Regions from separate parts of the Homo sapiens genome. Here region 1 is linked to region 2. Evidence: read pairs that join two places in POLR2A ChIA-PET (ENCODE). Cell type or tissue: MCF 10A. All regions are shown on one strand.

Evidence for each region. Peaks named below come from ENCODE experiments on the same cell type or tissue, not always from the same donor. Only the 100,000 strongest peaks of a DNase experiment are listed, where the experiment ranks them.
Region 1: POLR2A ChIA-PET joins it to region 2 with 6 read pairs; 23 of 35 experiments call an interaction of 5 or more read pairs at or near these places.

The regions. Positions count from the first base shown.
Region 1 is chr20:414,327-418,326 of GRCh38, reverse strand. It overlaps RBCK1 (RANBP2-type and C3HC4-type zinc finger containing 1), which reads right to left. Exons shown (of 12, transcript NM_031229.4): 3 at 708-801; 4 at 397-595. Among named protein-coding and RNA genes, the nearest start is that of RBCK1, 8.0 kb to the right of the region's middle. In MCF 10A, no CTCF peak of the experiment used is centred here; DNase peaks (open chromatin) are centred at 2,118 and 2,276.
Region 2 is chr20:360,862-364,861 of GRCh38, reverse strand. No RefSeq gene overlaps it. Among named protein-coding and RNA genes, the nearest start is that of NRSN2, 16 kb to the right of the region's middle. RefSeq lists an enhancer at 1,343-1,637. In MCF 10A, a CTCF peak has its summit at 2,158; DNase peaks (open chromatin) are centred at 1,451 and 2,201.

The DNA.
Region 1 (4,000 bases), 53 kb before region 2:
TGTACTACTTTGTAAAATTTAGCAACTTTTCTGTAGGTCTGAAACATTTCAGAAGTTAAAAATTAAGAATAAACACTAGTTATCACGATCACTGTCATACCCAATTTATGATTTTAGCAAACTGGGCAGCAGATAGGAGCAACCTTGCCCAAGGTCACACAGCTGGGAATGCCGGAGCCTGGACGGAGTCCACCCCTCCCCGTGCCAGCTGTTCTCATGATGGGTCCCTGAAATGCTCCCTCCCATGTGTCTTAGGTCCTCTCTTCCCCACTTGGATAGGGTCCTCTGGGTGAGTCCCTGACTAAAAACCCAGGGGCTCTGCCCCTGCTTGCCCTATGCCCTCAAGTGAGTCCAGGGCCCCCGCTGGGTCCGGCGGTGCTCAGGGCAGAGCCTCACCTTCCAGCATCCGCAGCTGCCGCTCCCGCTGCAGCTCCTGAGGGTTGAGGGAGGTGTTGCGGGCTGACAGCAGATAGAGGTAGGCACTGTCCCCATTCTGCCGCACCCCATGGGAGTGCAGGGTCTCCTGGTCTCGTGCCAGCCGCTGCCCAATCACCCACTGCTGCAAGACTGGTGGGAAGCCATAGTCCAGAAAAACCTGGTGGGGGCAAAGAGAGGGAGAGTGGGAAGGGAGGGCCAGAGGAGAGAGAGGAAGCAGGAGTGAAAGGGAGAGCCTTCACCCCAGTGTCGCCCTCCGCCTCCTCACTCACCATGTCCTTGAGAGACGCCACTGTCATATCAGGGCGCACTGTGAGCCAGATGGTGACGGTGTGCATCTGAGCATCCTCCACGCTCACCCACAGCCTGCAGAGAACAGCAGGGGCTCAGCATGGGCTCTGGCCAGGGGTCCAGCCTCAGCCACCGGCTACAGACATGTACATATTTGCACACAGGCACATGGCCATGCACACACACACACACACACACACACACAAACCCCAGTCTGGGGTAGGCCCCACCCATGCTTCTTCCTTTATTAGAACCCACCAGTTAGGCCCCTCCAATGGCTCCACGCTACTCTTAGAATCAACTCGTGGCAGCACACGAGGGCCTCCATGATCTGGCACCTCCCTGACCTCTCCAACCTCTTCTGTCTTCTCTCCCCTGCTCCTTAGTGAAACCACCAGAAGTTGTTGTTAACTACGTGCTAAGACTATTTAATGCACTTCATGTGTATTAACTCATTTAATCCTCTCAACCAACCCATCAGACAGGTACTGCTGTATCCCTGTTTTACAGATAAAAATGTGAGGCACAGATAGGTTCCAGTGACTCTGCCAAACTAAGCAACTAATAACTGTTAGAGGCAGGATTCATTTGTATGTCTTGATTTAATTTTAAGACACAGGCTCTCTTTCTGTGGCCCAGGCTGGAGTGCAGTAGTGCTACCTTGGCTCACTGCAGTATCAACCTCCTGGGCTCTTCCCATCTCAGCCTCCCAAGTAGCTGGGACCACAGGCTCATGCCACCATGCCTGGCTAATTTTTTAAGTTTTTGTAGAGACAGGGTCTCACTATGTTGCCAAAGCTGGTCTTGAACTCTTGGCCTCAAGTGATCCTCCTGCCTTGGCCTCCCGAAGTGGGATTACAGGAGTAAGCCACTGTGTTCAGCCAGAGGCAGGATTTAAATCTACATGGTATTATTCCAGAGAAAGTGGTTTTAACTTTCTTGAGGATCCTCCAACATGTTTGGAAAATCAAAAGCATGAAAAGATGAAAAAACAGAACCGACCCCAAAGGAAACAGAGATCATTTAGGGTATGGAACAATAAGCAACAGTGAAGTCTAACTAGTACCTTCAGAGAGATTTGGGAAAACACTGCATTCAGAAAGCAAGGAAAGGCATGAAGCAACCAAAAAATGAGGAAGAGTTCCTGCACATTAAAAGTGACTGCTGAATCCCAGCACTTTGGGAGGCCGAGGTGGGTGGATCACGAGGTCAGGAGATCGAGACCATCCTGGCTAACACGGTGAAAACCCGTCTCTACTAAAAATACAAAAAAAAAAATTAGCCAGGCACGGTGGCGGGCGCCTGTAGTCCCAGCTACTCAGGAGATTGAGGCAGGAGAATGGTGTGAACCCGGGAGGCGGACCGTGCAGTGAGCCAAGATTGCGCCACCGCACTCCAGCCTGGGCAACAGAGTGAAACTCTGTCTCAAAAAAAAAAAAAAAAAAAGTGACTGCTGACTAATTGAAACTTTATCTCTAACTACCAGTTACAGGAAAAACGGGAGATAGTAAATGACACCATGATAGTCTGGGTATTTGTCCCTGCCCAAATCTTACCTTGAACTGTAATCCTCAGTGTTGAAGGTGAGGCCTGGTGGGAGGTGTTTGGGTCATAGGGGCAGCTCCCTCACAGCCTGGTGCTGCGCTCACTGTAGTGACTTCTCGCCATAGTGAGTCCTCGTGAGATCTGGCTGTTGTAAAGTGTGGCACCTCCCCACCAACTCTCTCTCTTGCTCCCTCTCTCACCATGTGAAGTGCCTGCTCCCGCTTCAGTAAAAGTTCACTGAGGCCTCCCCAGAAGCCAAGCAAATGTCAGGACCATGCTTCCTACACCACCTGCAGAACTGAGTCAATTAAACCTCTTTTCTTTACAAATTACCCAGTCTCAGATATTTCTTTGTAGCAATGCTAGAGTGGTCTAATACATACCATGAAGAGGTAATGGATAGATCCAGAATATGGGGAAAATTCTAGAGGTCAAAAGACCAGGTTTCTTAAAAAAAAAACTAGTGGCATAAAAATAGAGGAGAGTAAAAGGGACTTAAGACATAGTAAGAAATGCTACATGTAGATCTTGTTTGGCTCCTGATTTGAAGAAACCAATTGTAAAAAGCACTAATGAAATAGGAAAATGTGAATATAAACAGGGCATTAGCGGATTTTAAGGAATTCTTATTCCTTTTCTAAGGTGTGATAATAGTATTGAGGGGTTTTGTTTGTTTTTGTTTTTTTTGAGACAGGGTCTCACTTCTGTCACCCAGGATGGAGTGTAGTGGCATGATCTTGGCTCACTGCAGCTTCAATCTCCTGGACTGAGGTGACCCTCCCACCTCAGCCTCCTGGGTAGCTGGGACTAGATGGGCGCACCACCATGCCTAGCTAATGTTTTGTAGAGACAAGGTTTCACTATGTTGCCCAGGCTGGTTTTGAACTCATGGGTTCAAGCAGTCCACCTGCCTCAGCCTCCCAAAGTGCTAGGATTACAAGCATCATCCATCGTGCCCCGCCAAGTCCTAATTTTTTGAAGACACATACTAAAGTATTTAAGGATAAAATAATATCTGAAATTTATTTAAAAGCAGTCCAGAAAATGCTCTCAAAATTCTTCAGGTAAACAATTTGAATACCCAGTCAACTATCAATGAATTGACAGAGCAAAATATAGAAATTTTTAAACATGCAAAGACTCTAAAAGTTTACCACATTTTCCACGTGAAAAGTTCTTGAAAAACAAAAATAGATGAGTCTGATACAGGAGAATAGAAGAAAAGTAAAAAATGAAAAGGACTGGATCTTAACCCCAAAATGTTCTTCCAGCAATAAGGGTTTTGAAACATAAAAGTGCATATGGTTTCAACTGCACTAGTTATTCTATAGTGAATAATATTTCCATAATCAAAATACTATAAATCCTTTCTAGTAGTGTTACACTTTTAGAATCAACCTAGAGGCAAAGCATAAAGGCCTTAATTATGTTAGAAAACAAAATTTTTTAAAGCTATAATCTTAACACTATCAACAAAAAAATACAGCTGGAGCTCTCTCATCCAATGTGACATCAGGATCGCTGGTGAACAGCAGAGAATCACAAAAACAGCTGCAGACAAAGCTTAAACACTTAATTTTAACTTACATACTATAAATGCATATTCACTGGCCAGTCTCTAGGTGTACAGCCAATGGCTTTTCTCTCTTTCTTTCTTTGAGACAGGGTTTCACCTTGTCACTCAGGCATGATCATGGCTCACTGCAACCTCAACCACCCAGGGTCTAAT
Region 2 (4,000 bases):
TTGTCTCTAATCCATAACTCTTCCTTATTTTATTTGTAGCACTTGTCAAGGTTTGAAATTATCCCATTTATGTATTAAATTATCTTTTTTTTTTTTTTGAGGCTGAATCTCGCTCTGTCGCCCAGGCTGGAGTGCAGTGGCTCGATCTCTGCTCACTACAACCTCCACCTTCTAGGTTCAAGTCATTCTTGTGCCTCAGCCTCCCGAGTAGCTGGGATTACAGATGCCTACCTCCACACTTGGCTAATTTTTGTATTTTTTCAGTAGAGACAGGGGTTTCACCATGTTGACCAGGCTGGTCTCAAACTCCTGACCTCAAGTGATCTGCCTGCCTCGGCTTACCAAAGTGCTGGGATTACAGGCGTGAGCCACTGTGCCCCGCCAAACTGTCTTTTGTCTGTCTCTTCTTCCCCATCAGAATGTAAGAACCTTGAGGGCAGAGATGCTGCATCTGCAGGTCTAGCACAGAGCCCAGCACCTACCAGGTGTTCAGTGAATGTTTGTCAAATGAATGAAGGAATGTAAAGTGTTCAGCACAATGCCTGACACAATAAAAAATCAAAATTGCTGGCTCTTGTTGTTATATAAATGTTAGTGACTATTATTGCTATTTATGAGGACTACATGTCACTCAGCAATTCTTAGAGCAGGTAGTTATTTGAGTCCTGTGTAATGGAGTATCATAGGAGAAACGGGGATATAAGACTCAGTGGGTACTGTTGAGGAATAGACAATATAGCTGGGAAGGCAGGAACTCAGGAAAAATAATCATGATGTGTTGAGCTGATCATGCATTGAGTTATTCTAACAAGACTGGAAGTGAGTATAATTACCCTACTTTTAGATTAGAAACTGAGGCTCAGAGAGGGTGATACGCCTAAGGTCACCCAGTGTGTCTCGAAAGCACTTAGCTCAGTGTCTGTGGAAACTCAGTGGCCAATGTGTCATCTGCACGTCTGTCTGGACCGCCCTGGGGCATCTCCAGCCCTTGCGTGTACCTGGGCACACTCCATGCACATGGACACAGGGCGGTGGGCTTTGGGTGCCTGTGCTTCTCACAACTCTGAGGCTCCTGGTGGAGAGGTCCATGCTGAGGAGCACTAGGGGTCTGAGAGGTCTTTACCCCTGGGGTACAGGGTCTGGGCTGAGGATGCCTTTGTCCTGTGACTGGAAGAAGCAGCTTTTGCGTGGGCGTCAGGCATAACATGGGGCAGGCCCAGCTGGCACACAACAGGGGCAGGGGAGGCCTGGGAGGGTGAAGAATCAGGATGCACTGTGCTCTTGAGGACACCACACCTGCATTGGCCAACACCTGGCTGTGTCGGCGCACACATGTGTACACACGGACACACACAGGCACACAAGTATACACACACATCTCTCACAGTCTCTTGCTCCCCTAGGCATGCTGACAACCCCTGCTCACACTGGCTGAGTCACTCTGCATGTCAAGGGCCCTCCCAGTTCCCCAGCCTGACTGGTGTCATTCAAGCTTTTAGCGTTGCAATGACCGGGCTGTGTCCATCCTGCTCACCAGACATCCACAGAGACCCGTCCAGGGCCAGCACAGAGTGAGCACTCAGATTTGTGTAAAAAATAAATTCACAGCTCAGCACGGTGGCTCACACCTGTAATCTCAGCACTGCAGAGGCTGAGGCAGGCAGATCGCTTGAGCCCAGGAGTTTGAGACCAGCCTGGCCGACATAGCGAAACCCCATCTCTACAGAAAATACAAAAATTAGCGGGATGTGGCGGCATGCGCCTGTAGTCCCAGCTATGCTGGGGGCTGAGGTGGGAGAATCCCTTGAGCCTGAGAGGTAGAGGTTGCAGTGAGCTGAGACTGCACTCCAGCCTGGGCAACAGAGCAAGACCCTGTCTCAAAATAAATAAATAAATAAATAAATAAATTCACTCCCTCCCCCATTCCATTCTTCACTTATTTACTTACCCCTTCCTTCCTTCACTCACTCGCTCATTCATTCATTCATTGAGTCAATGGCTCACTTACTCCCTCATTCCTGGCCTCCAGGATGGAAGCAAAGCTGCAGCCCTGCCTCCCCACAAACTCCTCCCCTCACACAGCCTATATCTGCTGAGTGCCCATCAGATGCCAAGTCCTGACAGCTCTTCCCCTGCCACACCTGGTCCATGGACCCTGCCCAGGTGCACACCCTGGTGGACATCCTGTTTATCTCCCTTCTCCCTGCCCTGACCACGTGTCCCGGGCCGGATGCTTATGAAATCCTGTCAGTTCTTCCATCACAGGGGCCCTGCTGGCCTGATGCCCAGAGCTTGGTTTTGAGCCATGTGCTCTGGGACATGGCAAGGCTGGGATTGGAAGCTCACAGCCCTGGTGACACCAAGCCAAGCTGAGACTCAGAGCAAGGCCAGGGTTGCCGGTCCCATCCATGCACATCCATGGAGCACACCTGTGAATGGACTCAACATGAGAATGTGGGCCAGACAAGGCCATGCCATGTCCAAGGTCACAGGGAATGTCAATGAGGGAATCCAGCCATAGCACATCTCTTCACTCATGGATGCATCTGCACAGTGGTGGAGGGAGACACCGTTGCCTAATATTATAGGGCCAGGGTTTGAATCTCAGCCATTTGACTTTGGGCAAGCCACTTCACTTCTCTGAGCTTTATCTTTTTTACTTTTTTTTTTTTTTTTCTTTGAGACAGAGTTTCATTCTGTCACCCAGGCTGGAGTGCAATGGCGTGATCTTGGCTCACTGCAACCTCCACCTCCTGGGTTCAAGCGATTCTCCTGCCTCAGCCTCCTGAGTAGCTGGGATTACAGGTGCATGCCACCACACTCAGCTAATTTTTGTATTATTTTTAGTAGAGACAAGGTTTTACCATGTTGGCCAGGCTGGTCTCCTGAGCTCAGGTGATCCACCTGCCTTGGCCTCCCAAAGCGCTGAGATTACAGGCGTGAGCCACAGCTCCCGGCTGCTTTATCTTTCCTTACATACAGTAGGTGCTCAGTAAATGTAGCTGCTAAAAAATTCAGTAGCAGAGTGAGTGCAAATGCAGCGTGTCAGTGTCTGCAGACCTCCTCGTCATCATTTACATGCCCGCTGATGTGCATCCAGGCATGTAATGTGCTATTCAAGAACTTGGGTGGGTCCCTCCATTTACATTTCACTGCATGTGTCTGTGAGGTCTTCAGAGCTGATTTTTTTTTTTCTCAAAATGCACATCATTCCTGGTGTGGTGTTGTGGAGGATTTTCTGAGCGCTCGTCATAGACAGGAATTGGTGTGTATCTGAATAGACATGGGTGTGCTTGCCTGTGTCTGTGTGGACCTGTGTGAGGGGTTATGAGTATGACCTCCAACCTTATCAGGTTAGTTCATTGGTAGAATCTGTGTGGTCATTTCTGCATCCGGGGCATTCTGGACCTGGATTACTTGGGTTCAAATTTCAGCTCCACTAGCTATGCCATCTCGGACAGGACGCTTAAACACTCCATACTGTTTGCTTTTCTGTGAATTGGAGATAATGGTAACCACCTTATGGTGGTATGAGGACTGCAAGACCTAATGTATGTGATGGACTGAGTACAGAGCCTGGCATGGACAAGCGCTTGTCTCTCACTGCCCCCGTGACTGCCCCGTGATAGGATATTACTTTGTTATTCTATTACAGTACTTACCCAGGTATATTGCCATTTGCTGTCCACAGGACTGTCCTTTCCACTAGACTGTGAGTCCCTATAGGACAGGACCCTGTCTGAGCCATCCATCATTATAGATTATGTGTTGCCTGCTAGTTCTGAACCTCAGACTTCTCTCTTTCATAATAACAGCTGGCATTTAGGGAGCATGTCTACGTGCCAGGTGCTGTGTTAAGTGCATTAAGCTTCATACAATCTCAAGGGATTGGTATCCTTGTTGCTCCTATTTTGGAGATGAAAAAAACTCCTGACACTCAGAACGGTTAAGAAACTCAGGTTCACACAGTGGCTTGAACACTGGCAGACAGATTCACTCT